Linked DNA regions of Homo sapiens: region 1 is linked to region 2. Evidence: chromatin contacts called from ENCODE Hi-C or POLR2A ChIA-PET data. All regions are on one chromosome and are shown on one strand. The core of a region is the stretch at or near the end of the contact, and the rest is flanking DNA. Distances in the headings are between cores, read along the strand shown. Region 1 holds the start of COL16A1 (collagen type XVI alpha 1 chain). Region 2 holds the start of SERINC2 (serine incorporator 2).

Region 1 (4,970 bases), core at 206-2,705, 290 kb before region 2:
GGCCCCACCCCCTCCGCTTCCCGCCTGCTGAGCTCAGCACTTCCCAGGCCCCACCACTGCCACAGCCACATCTGGGGCCAGCTCCTCACTGGGACCACAGTGGGGCGCCTCTGTGGCGTGGTTGGGGTTTCCGCTGACTCAGCGCCTCTGGGTCTGGAGGCGGGAAATCCCAGGCCTGCCCCTACAACCTCCCCCTACCCCGGGTTAGCCGAGGCCACAGGGCTAGGCGCGTTGCTTCCACAGAGCCCCCAGAGCCCCCCTCAACTGGGGACGCTCAGTTTCTCCCTCTTCAGCCCAGCATCTCATGGCCTCTTGAACCTACTTTGTGGATCCTCAGCCTTGGTGCCAATAAATTTGCTTTCGGTCTACAGCGGGAGGAGACCCTTGGTGGGGATTCCACCTTGGTCAACGGCCCTGCCTCTGGGCAGAACTCGGAACATTACCGGCTCCTTCCTCCTCAGAGCTCCAATCTTTCAGCCCAGCTCAATTCCTCTTGCGTCCTTGGACCGTGAATATAAAGCAGGTCCCTCCCCAGTGCTGGTGTAAAGGCTTGAAATCCAGTCCCGTCCCCTGCCAGGGATCACAGTAATAACGATAATAGCAGCAAATATTTACTGAGCTCCTCTCATGTGCCAGACCGTGTGCTAAGCGCTTACAGCCTTTGGCCCATTTCCTGCTTACAGCAAAGGTCTATGAGGCATATACTCTCACGATCCCATCTTCCAGATGAGAAAACGGAGTATGGTTACACAGCACATTTGGAACCGCAAAGCCAGAGCAGGGGCCAGGGATTTGAGCCCTTCCAACCTCATGGAGTAAGGAGGAATAAGGGGACTCCCTCAGTCTCACTTCTCTGGGAGTCAGGCCAGAGCAGAGGGGGTTAATTTAGCACGGAGGAGGGAGGGGGTTCCCACCCTCCTCCTCCCAGTACAGACAGACCTAGGGACAGACTGACTGGGAATGTTAGGCAGAGGAATTGGAAAAAGCTGACCACCGAGGCTTGGGCGGCAGCCACATCATGGGTGCCACGCACTTGGGAGGAGGGTCTCTACCCTGCTCCCTCCACCCCTGTCCCCTCCCCGCCCCCCCACCCCGCAGCCTTCTGGGGGCCCAGCCAGGGACATGGAAAGGGGGAGCTCTTCAAACTCCAGGCCTGACTCTTAAAGGGCCCGCAGGAGCCCCCTTCCAGGGCAGCTCTGGGCACGTAGGGTCCCGCCTAGCTCGAGGATCGCTCACCTGGCGGTGAGGCAGGAGGGGCGGGCCTGGGAGCTCGGCCAGACCCGGGGCGGGGCTGTGCACCCCGCAGTCTAGCCGCCTCTGGTGCCGCTGGAGCCCCCTCTAGGCCCTCCTCCTCCTCCTCCCTGGCGGGCCGGTCCAGCTGTGTTCCATTAGTGTCCCTGGCAGGCCCCCAGCCCCCTGGAACCGCCTCTCTTCCCCCACCCGGAGTGGCCGGCAGTCCCCGGCAGGCGTGCGCCGGGCAGCAGACAGCCGGGAGAGCTCGAGCGCCAGGAAGCTGGGGACCCGTGACCGTCACGGAGAGATAGAGAACCCCTAGCGGACCTGAGGAACCTGGGCTCTGCTTCCTCCGCCTGCTGCCTGGACTGCTCAGTGAGGTGGGGGGATCCCCGGCCACCGGTAAGTAGGGATACAGTGGGCGGCCTCAGGGCTCTGGGCTGAGAGGCCCTTTCTGCCAGACTTGCTGTGTGACCTGAGGAAAGTGGCATTCCCTCTCTGGGCCTTGGTCGTCTTCTCTAGAGCGAGATGAGCTCTAAACTCCATCCTGGTTCTGACTCCCTGCGCCCAAATCTATGCCTCTGTGTTGGGGTGAGCCGTCTCCTTGGAAGCTTCTCTGGCTCTGTCCTTGCAGCCCTGCACTCTGGCTGGAGCCTGAGGAGTGGCGACCAGAGACTAGGAGCCGGAAGGGGACAGGATCACATCCATCCTCACGCCTCCACATGCACCCACATGGCGCCACAGCTGGCAGCCCTTCTATTGGCTGGCAGGAGGAAGACCAGGATAGGGTTTGAGAGCTGGGATGTGTATATCACTAGGATGGGGGATGAATAGGCAGGCTGGGGGCACAGTTCTGTCCCAGGGAGAAGGGGGCTGGAGTCCTATCTCCAAATATATTGGGGTAAGGGGTCCTTTCTGTTTTCATTTCCTATCCATGATTGAGGGAAGGAAAATTGGATTTCATTAGAGTTGGAAGGAATGCAGTCAGACTTGCATTAGAACTTCCCAACAGGAAGACCTACAGGAGGAGTGGTCATAGGCTGGCTGTGCGCATGTGGGTATATGCAAGCTGGTGTGTCTGGGTATATCAGCGAGCATATGTTTCCGTGAGCATGCCTGTGTGCAGATAGCTTTGTATGCACACTGGTACCACATATGTGTCCTTATGTACATGTACCTGCGCATCTGCATGTGCTGTGCTGACACATGCATGGCTCTGTGTTTGTGCACGTGAGCTGCCTGTCCTGGGGGAGGCCAGACGATGTATGGCTCTGCTGGCCACTTGCTGAGCCTGCATCGATTTATCTGGGCCCATCCATCAGGGTTTAATAAAACTAAAAGACAAGCATCCATCAGCTGGGGGCGGGGGTGGCTGGCAATGAGGTCCTGAGCCCTAGAGACCTGCTCTCCTGCCCACTATACCTATGGGGAAAGCTTCCTTGGCCCCCACACAGCCCTATGGAAGGCTGTGGCCCACAATCTCAGCCCAGTCACCAGCCCCTGACCCTGTGGGTGCCTGGGAGGGCTTCCTGGGCTGAGCTGGGTGCGCTAGTAAGGTATCAGGCTGGTATATATACCAGGACAGTGCACAAGATGCTAGACTTGAAATACTTCCACGTGTCTTGAAGAATAGCCTCTTCTTTAAGCCCTCATCACTATTCCAACTTCTCTGGCCTTCTAAGACCTTCTAGACCTCTCCCAATCCAGCAAGTATCCACTGGCACAGCCAGATGCTGCCTGGACACTATTTCAGTGCAGTAGGCAGCTTTCTGCTTTGCCTGAAAGCTGGTATCCGTGCCATACCGGTGGTTAAATATTTTGAATATCGCCTCTGCTCAAATCCTAGCCCAAGGGCTGTGGTTGGGCCTCTGAGAGAGACTGATGCCTGGCCAGACCTCCTGCCACCCCAATACCAGTGCCTGGGCCCCACAGGCTGTCCACGACTTGCCCACGTGTGGAGTTGTGCTGTGTGAACTCAGAAATCCGCCTTCCCGGTCTCTGTGGTTTTCAGGTGCTGTGGCTGTAGCTGACCTCTTTGGACCGGGATGTGGGTATCCTGGGCTCCTGGCCTGTGGCTGCTCGGTCTTTGGGCTACCTTCGGCCATGGGGCAAATACAGGTGAGATGACACAGGAGAGTCACAGTATCACAGGCCTGCAACTGGTATCCTGGGGTGCTGGGGTCCTTGCACATATGTGACCATGTATGTGTGGTCGTGTGGGCAGTTATAGCAGAGTCTAGGGGCTGGGCTCAGGGTGATCTGAGGTGTTGGCACCCTTGAGCCTGTGTGCAGTGAGCTGGAGAGTGTGTGTGCCTGTGTCTTCGTACGTTTATGTCTCTGAGCATCTCTGTGTTTGTCTCTCAGACTGGCTTTGTGCATTCGTATGTATTCCTGTGTCTCTGTGTGTAAGAGAACAACCTCCCACCCCAATACGTAAGCCAATCCTGTGGACACATTGCTGGTAGGACCAGTGGGGTGGGGAGGAACAGGCAGTGAGCTCTCCCTGCAGAAGGACGCCGCCTCCCCAGAGAACCCCAAGTCCTGCTGATCCTTTTCATGGTGGAGACTCCATCCCTCTAGCTCACGTGCTTCTCCTCCTCCACGGCTGGCCCTGAATCTCTAATAAAAGGCCCACCCCGAGGCCCAGACTCTGGATGAGACAGAGGGTGCAGCTTTCCAGGGCCCAAAGCCAGGGGAAGTTGACCGGGCAACTTGCCTGGCCTTGCTGGGTGCCCTCTGGGCTCAGTAGCTCAGCTGCTTCGCCAAGCAGGAACAGAACTCCTAGGACCCAAACCCAGCTAGGAAAAGCAGAAAAACCAAGAAGCTGAGGTGAAAGGGATTGTGGACCCAGGGTGAGTGTGGCCGCCTGCCCCTTGTATGTGCACATATGTGTTTCTGCTTGTGTGTGCGTGAGCTTTGCTCTCCTCTCCCTCACTGGGTCCCCTGGGGGGGATGGGGCAGATAATTTCAACATCTGTAAGGAATCTGGGCCCATTGCCAAGGGGTGAGTCACCCATTGCTGCTGTGATGCTGAAGACAGTGATGGTCTTTCTGACCAGACCTGGGGGAGGGAGAGTGCAGTGGGGTCATTGGCACCGGGCCCCAGGGCCCCAGGATTCCTTCTTCCAGCCAGTCTAGCCAGAGAGTGCAAGGCCAGCTTCTAGGAGCTGTCTTCACCGTCTTCTCCCACCTATCCCTCTGCATTGATGAGAAGGCCTTTTTGATTCTGGCCTCTGTCTTTCCTGTTGTAGCACCTCCCCCAACACTTCTGCTCAGTCAGCCCCAGGGCGAGGGAGGCCCATGGCTGCCCACCTGTTCTTTCAGGGCTTTGGAAACCTGAGTTAAGCTATCTCCTTCTCTGGGAGCCCTAACCCATTAATATGCCCTTCCTGGAGCTCCAAGGCCCTGGTGGTACCCTTGAGCTTGTGGTCCCCTCAGACCCTCAGTCTCTTCTCGCTGTTTCACAAGGTGGTTATTCAGGTAAATATTCATTCTGTTGGCTCCTACTTGTGTCTGGCCTGCTTGTCTGATTTGGATGTAGGACGTTCCTATTGCTGAGAACACGTGTGCCAGCTGCACATGTCATCCCTCGTGGCATGGGCACCTACAACTCCCACATGTACAGACACGTACATATAATTGTACATAACACACAATGTGCATGATTCTGACATTTCCTTACCCCTGAAGAGCTCCTCTGCCCCCCACCTGGGTGTATGTCATGGAGGGGGCACATG
Region 2 (5,072 bases), core at 1,330-3,829:
CCTCCTGAAGTTGCCCAGAAACCCCACATAGAACTTCACTCCTGTGCAGCAACTCTTCACTGCAACAGGATGGTACTGGTGTCCAGTAGTGCCCAACTACACCACTTAATGTTGTGTGGCTGTGGAGAAGTCACCTTCACTCTCTGAGCCAGTTTCCTCATCTGTGAAATGGGAACAATATTAACTGCCCCAGTGGGGTCTTTGTGAGGATTAAATGGAAGGAGATATATATATACACACACATACACATACTGCTCACTACTGTATGGGGCCTAGGCCACTCCTGGACAGCTCCACGCTGCGAGTGTTGGGATAGTTATCTGTAAAATGGGCTAACGATGTCATAGGGTAGAGGAGGTGGGGAGAGCCAATGAGATGGCATGGTGAGGGGCTCGGAACAGTACCTGGCTCAGTAAATGTCAGAGGCCAGAACCTCAGTAAATGTCGGAGGCCAGAACCCCAAGGGGATGGCACTGAAGGGAGGGCCGGGTCCCTTGCTGATATTACTCACTAAGTTATCTCCCAATTCTTCCCTGGACCAGCCCTGTGCCTCAGGCAGCCAGGATGTGGGGAAGGGAGGGAAGGTGTGGGCAGAAGCCTGGACCAGGAATCAGATGTTGATCCTAACTATGCAGTTCTTCATCCTTTCCCTGTGCAACCTTAGGAAAGTCAGCTATCTTCTCCGGGCGGGTGGCAGTCTTCTCATCTGTAAACAGATGGTTTGAGCAGTCCTATCTGCTCTCAGCATTGTAGAATGCTGTAACTCAGAGACCAGCACTTGGCTTTGCATTGTCTCCAAATGGAATTCTCCACCCACCTTTCCTTGATGTTAGCAATAATTCCCACAAGGAGCACTCACGATATGCCAGGAACTGTGCCTCATCTCCCAACAGCATTGTGAGAAAGGCCCTGTTACTGTCAACTGCCAGATGGGGTGACCAAGGCACACAGGGCTGGCAGGCTGCCCCTCAACATCTCCACCCCCAGGCCAGCCCAGCAGGGCCTGTGCCTCACCAGGTGCAACCGATGGAAATCAGGTCCACTGTGGAAGCTCTGCCTCCCTCACCAGGAAGCAAACCCTTGTTGGCAGAGACCTGGCCCAAACCTTGAATTCTTTGGGCTGGGAGGGATTTCAGGCACCAGCTTGATTCCTCCTCCTGCACACGCACATGCACACGCACACACACACACGAAAAATGGAGGCCTAATGAGGCGAGAGGCTCTCTTGCCTCTCTGTGCTGTCTATGCTGATCTCATTCTCAGAAAAAGGCTGTAAAGTAAATCTCTAGACCCTCAGCTCTCCCCTACACCCCCTCCTCTCTCTCTCTCTCTCTCTCACACACACACACACACACACACACACACACACAACCCGTCAGGGACAAAGGAAAGCGAGTCCCGAGATTCAGCAGCCGCTGCAGCCCCTTCTCCCTCTCAGGGCCTCTTTGTGTGGGGCCAGAGGGGGAGGGGGCTGCCTGAATGAACCTCAGATTTAATGAGGGGAAGAGGAAAGGAGAGGGGGGCTGGGGAAAGGGAAGGGAGAACGGGCCTCCCAGCCGGGGTCTTGCTGGAGCCCCTCCCCTCTGCGGCTGCAGCTACAGAACAGAGGTTGGCCTCCCCACAGGTCCCGAACCCGCGACCGGGCACTCCCCGCGCACACCCGAACCTCCCTCGATTCCTGCTCTCCCAACCCAGAGTTCCGCCCGGTGGTCCGTGACGACCCGCACCCGCCTCACTCGAGGGCAGCTAAGAAAGTCCGGGGCTCCCTCCGCTCCCATCCCAGTCTCCGCGCTGGGGCCCAGATGATCCGGGGCGAGCTGGGGAAGTGCCTGAGAGGCAGCGCGAGCCAGACTGAGGACGGTAAAGGGACCGCAGAGAGACTGAGGGACGGACGGGCGGACGGGCAGACGGACAGAAGACAGCAGACGGACAAAGACAGTCGGACGAACGACGGACACAGACAGGAACCAGACAAATACGAACGGACAGGCGGAGCCCGAGCGACAGGAACAGGCGGACTGGCAGGCGGCCAGAGGGGTAGGGCAGGGCACTCGCCAGGAGGGACGGGGCCCGGGCGACCTACACAGAGAACCAGGGCGTCCGGGACGGGGACAGAGGCCACCCCGAGGACCGCCCCAAGTGGGGCGACGAGGGCCCACAGAGCTGCCCCGACCCCGGGCTCCAGGCTTAGTCTCTCCAGGTCCCAGGAGGGCGCCCGCCGAGGGCACTCCCCTCCTGCCCGCGGAAACCCGAGCCGGGACCGCAGCTGCCCGGCGCCTGCCGGCCAGGACTGAGCAGGGGGACGGGGGCAGCGGGATCCGGGTGCCGAGTGAAGGTCCAGGAGGGCGAGCAGGCGGGGCACCGGCCCAGAAAGACAAGTTTGCAGGAAGGAAAAAGAAGAAACTACTCGGAGCAGAACAGAAGAAAGTGAGGGCCCGCAGCAGGAACGGGCGGCGCGCGCGGGCGGGCGCCGGGGTCGGGACTCACGCAGCTGAGCAGGGAGCAGGCTCCCAGGCAGGCCCCCATGGCGGCGGCTCCCGGCTTCGGGCGCCCGGCGCCGGGCGCGGGGCGCGGACCTCGGGATCCGGGTGCCGGGCCTGGCCCCTCCCCGGCCCCGGCCCCGCCCCGGCCCCGCCCCACCTACCGAAGCCGCTCGACGCTTTCCGGCGGCGCTCGGGGCCTCCCCAGACTCACCTGGGGCAGGTGCGCCAGGAGGGACCCTAGGGAAGGGGCCGGTCGGGGATTCCCGCGGCCACGCGAGCGGCGCAACCTGACCCAATCGTGGCCCGGGCTCGCATCCTGCTCCAAAGTGAGCGTTCGGAAATCGACCTCGGTTTGAGCCCGTGTGACCCCAGGACACTGTCACCCTTGGGAACAGAAGCCAAGAGGTGGTCACCGCTGACTCCTCAGTGCTTGGCGCAGGGCCTCTGCTCAATACGTAGATGCTGAGGTTGAATGCTGAATGACTGGATAAAGAAACTTCGGCAAGTCACTGCACCTCTATGAGCCTCAGTTTCCCGGTCTGTAAAGTGAGGATACATACCTCACAGGGTGGTTACAACACATGGTAGGTGCTTGACAAATGTAAGCCCCCATCGTCACTGTTTTCTTCTTCCTTTTTAAGAGACAGGGTCTTGCTCTGTCACCCAGGCTGGAGTGCAGTGGTGCAAACATAGCTCACTGCAGCCTCGACCTCCTGGGCTCAAGTGATCCTCCTGCTTCAGGCTCCTGAGTAGCTGGGACTACAGGTGCATGCCACCATGCCCACCTACTGCTTCTTCTAAGACCCCAGCCTCTCACTCTAAACCCATCCTCCCTTCTCTCCATCTGTTCTTCAAACTCCACTGACTCCCAACAGCCTGCTGGGAGCTACACACTCCCTACAGCCACCCCTGCTTGGTGGCTTATCACTCCCTAGGGATGCCCAAACTGGTCCCTAGCTAAGGAGGTCAGAAGGTGGGGAGGGGCGGCCACATTCCTGACAGATGGCTTTCCAGGGGTAGGTGTGAGAGACCCAGAAGTAGGGCTCTGTAATTAGTCTCCCTTCACCCTTAGCCCTGTCCTCAGCCACCTCTGGACAAGATAATGTTAGGGAAAGAAGTCTCTGTGCCTCGAAGCTGGCCCCAGGGCCAAAGAGCTGGTTGACTGCATCCTTGGCTGATTCACTGGGCGCCAGGCTTAGCCATTAATTGCACCAGGACTGTTCCACAAACACACCCTATACTTTTCCTCCTCCGCACTTTTGCCCACACAATGCCCTCCTCTTTTTTTTTTTTTTTTTTTTTTTTTTTGAGACAGGGTCTCACTCTGTCACCCAGGCTGGAACACAGTGGCCCAATCATGGCTCACTGCAGCTTCAACCTCCTGGACCCAAGTGATCCTCCCACCTCAGCCTCCCAAGTAGCTGTGACCACCAGTGTGTACTACCACACCCAGCTAATTTTTTAAAAATTTTGTGTAGAGATGAGGTCTCCTTATGTTGTCCAGGCTAGTCTCGAACTCCTGGGCTTAAGCAATCCTCCTGCCTTGGCCTCCCAAAGTGCTGGTATTACAGATGTGAGGCACTGCACCTGGCAGATGCCCTCCTCTTAAAGGTCCTTCTCCTTATCCCTCTTTCTCCCCTTTGAAGCTTGCTCACATGCCATACCTCTCAGTGAAGAGAGCCACCACCCTCACCCCCAACCCACTACCTGGTTCCATTAGGAATGAACATCCTCCTGATTCCCCCAAGCCTCCAAACAATATGGGCCTCCCTTATGGCCTCACAAACAACCCGAGCACATGCCCAACTTTCCCCCGTGGTACCATTTGAGCCCCACAACAGCCCTGAGAAGTCGATTAATTCCCCACCCACTCGTTTACAGATGAGGAAACCGAGAAACAAAGAAGTAGTGACACGCGAAATGTAAATCAAGCGTCGAATAAACGTTGACTGTGATCACTGTGGTTGTTGTTACTATTGCTGAAGGCCACACAGCTCAGAAGAAACAGAGCTGAAAGGCAACCTGGCCTGGCTTTCACCCTGATGTCCTACTGCTTCCCTTGAAAAAGTAGAGGTGACAATATCTAGTCTTCCTATTTTTCTGTCCAGCAATATTTCAGTCCTTCCCTAACCCGAGGCCTTTAGGGGACTGTGAGCCACCCAAGAACGGTCTGCTCTCTGGCCACCCCCTCTCCTACCCAGAGCACAGTACAGGGCCTGGCACACAGTCAAGCAGTGAATGCTTACTGGATGAATGTCTGACCTTTTACCATAAGTCCACTTTCCTCCTTCTTCTGTGACTGACAGTCTGATCCAAAAACATACCCTACACAGTCATCTTCTGCACGGAAATCCTTTAGACTGAAATGCCACCAAGCAGTCTCAAGTGAGCCCTCCTCACATGCTCCCGTCCCAGGGTCAGCTCCCTTGGACACTTCTGCTCTAAGAGCTGAATTTTTCACCCCCAACCCCTCCCTATCCATGACCTAGAACAGTAGAAAGCACCCAAGACCAAGAGGATCAACCCCTGGGATTCTTGTTCTGCCACAGATGACCATGCCCCATGCCATCCTTGGGGGGCCACTTCACC

What was found. Hi-C counts contacts between places; a loop is a spot of excess contacts on that map. ChIA-PET counts read pairs that join two places held with the same protein, here RNA polymerase II (POLR2A). Pooled maps may share reads with other maps.
Region 1: a map of mammary epithelial cell shows a loop between it and region 2 (2.7-fold over the local background). The contact joins the promoter of COL16A1 here to the promoter of SERINC2 in region 2. A Hi-C loop is called at or near these places in 1 of 168 maps with a recorded cell type or tissue (mammary epithelial cell), 2 of 37 single-sample maps with no recorded cell type and 3 of 50 pooled maps. POLR2A ChIA-PET finds 5 or more read pairs at or near these places in 1 of 52 experiments (HEK293T).

Annotation. Positions count from the first base shown.
Region 1 is chr1:31,700,502-31,705,471 of GRCh38, reverse strand. It overlaps COL16A1 (collagen type XVI alpha 1 chain), which reads left to right and starts at 1,455. Exons shown (of 71, transcript NM_001856.4): 1 at 1,455-1,635; 2 at 3,245-3,351. The coding sequence starts at 3,279. RefSeq lists a silencer at 1-34 and an enhancer at 3,344-4,096.
Region 2 is chr1:31,410,720-31,415,791 of GRCh38, reverse strand. SERINC2 (serine incorporator 2) reads right to left here and starts at 2,579. Exons shown (of 10, transcript NM_178865.5): 1 at 2,488-2,579. The coding sequence starts at 2,526. RefSeq lists enhancers at 512-1,060, 2,331-2,831 and silencers at 2,555-2,614, 2,695-2,764.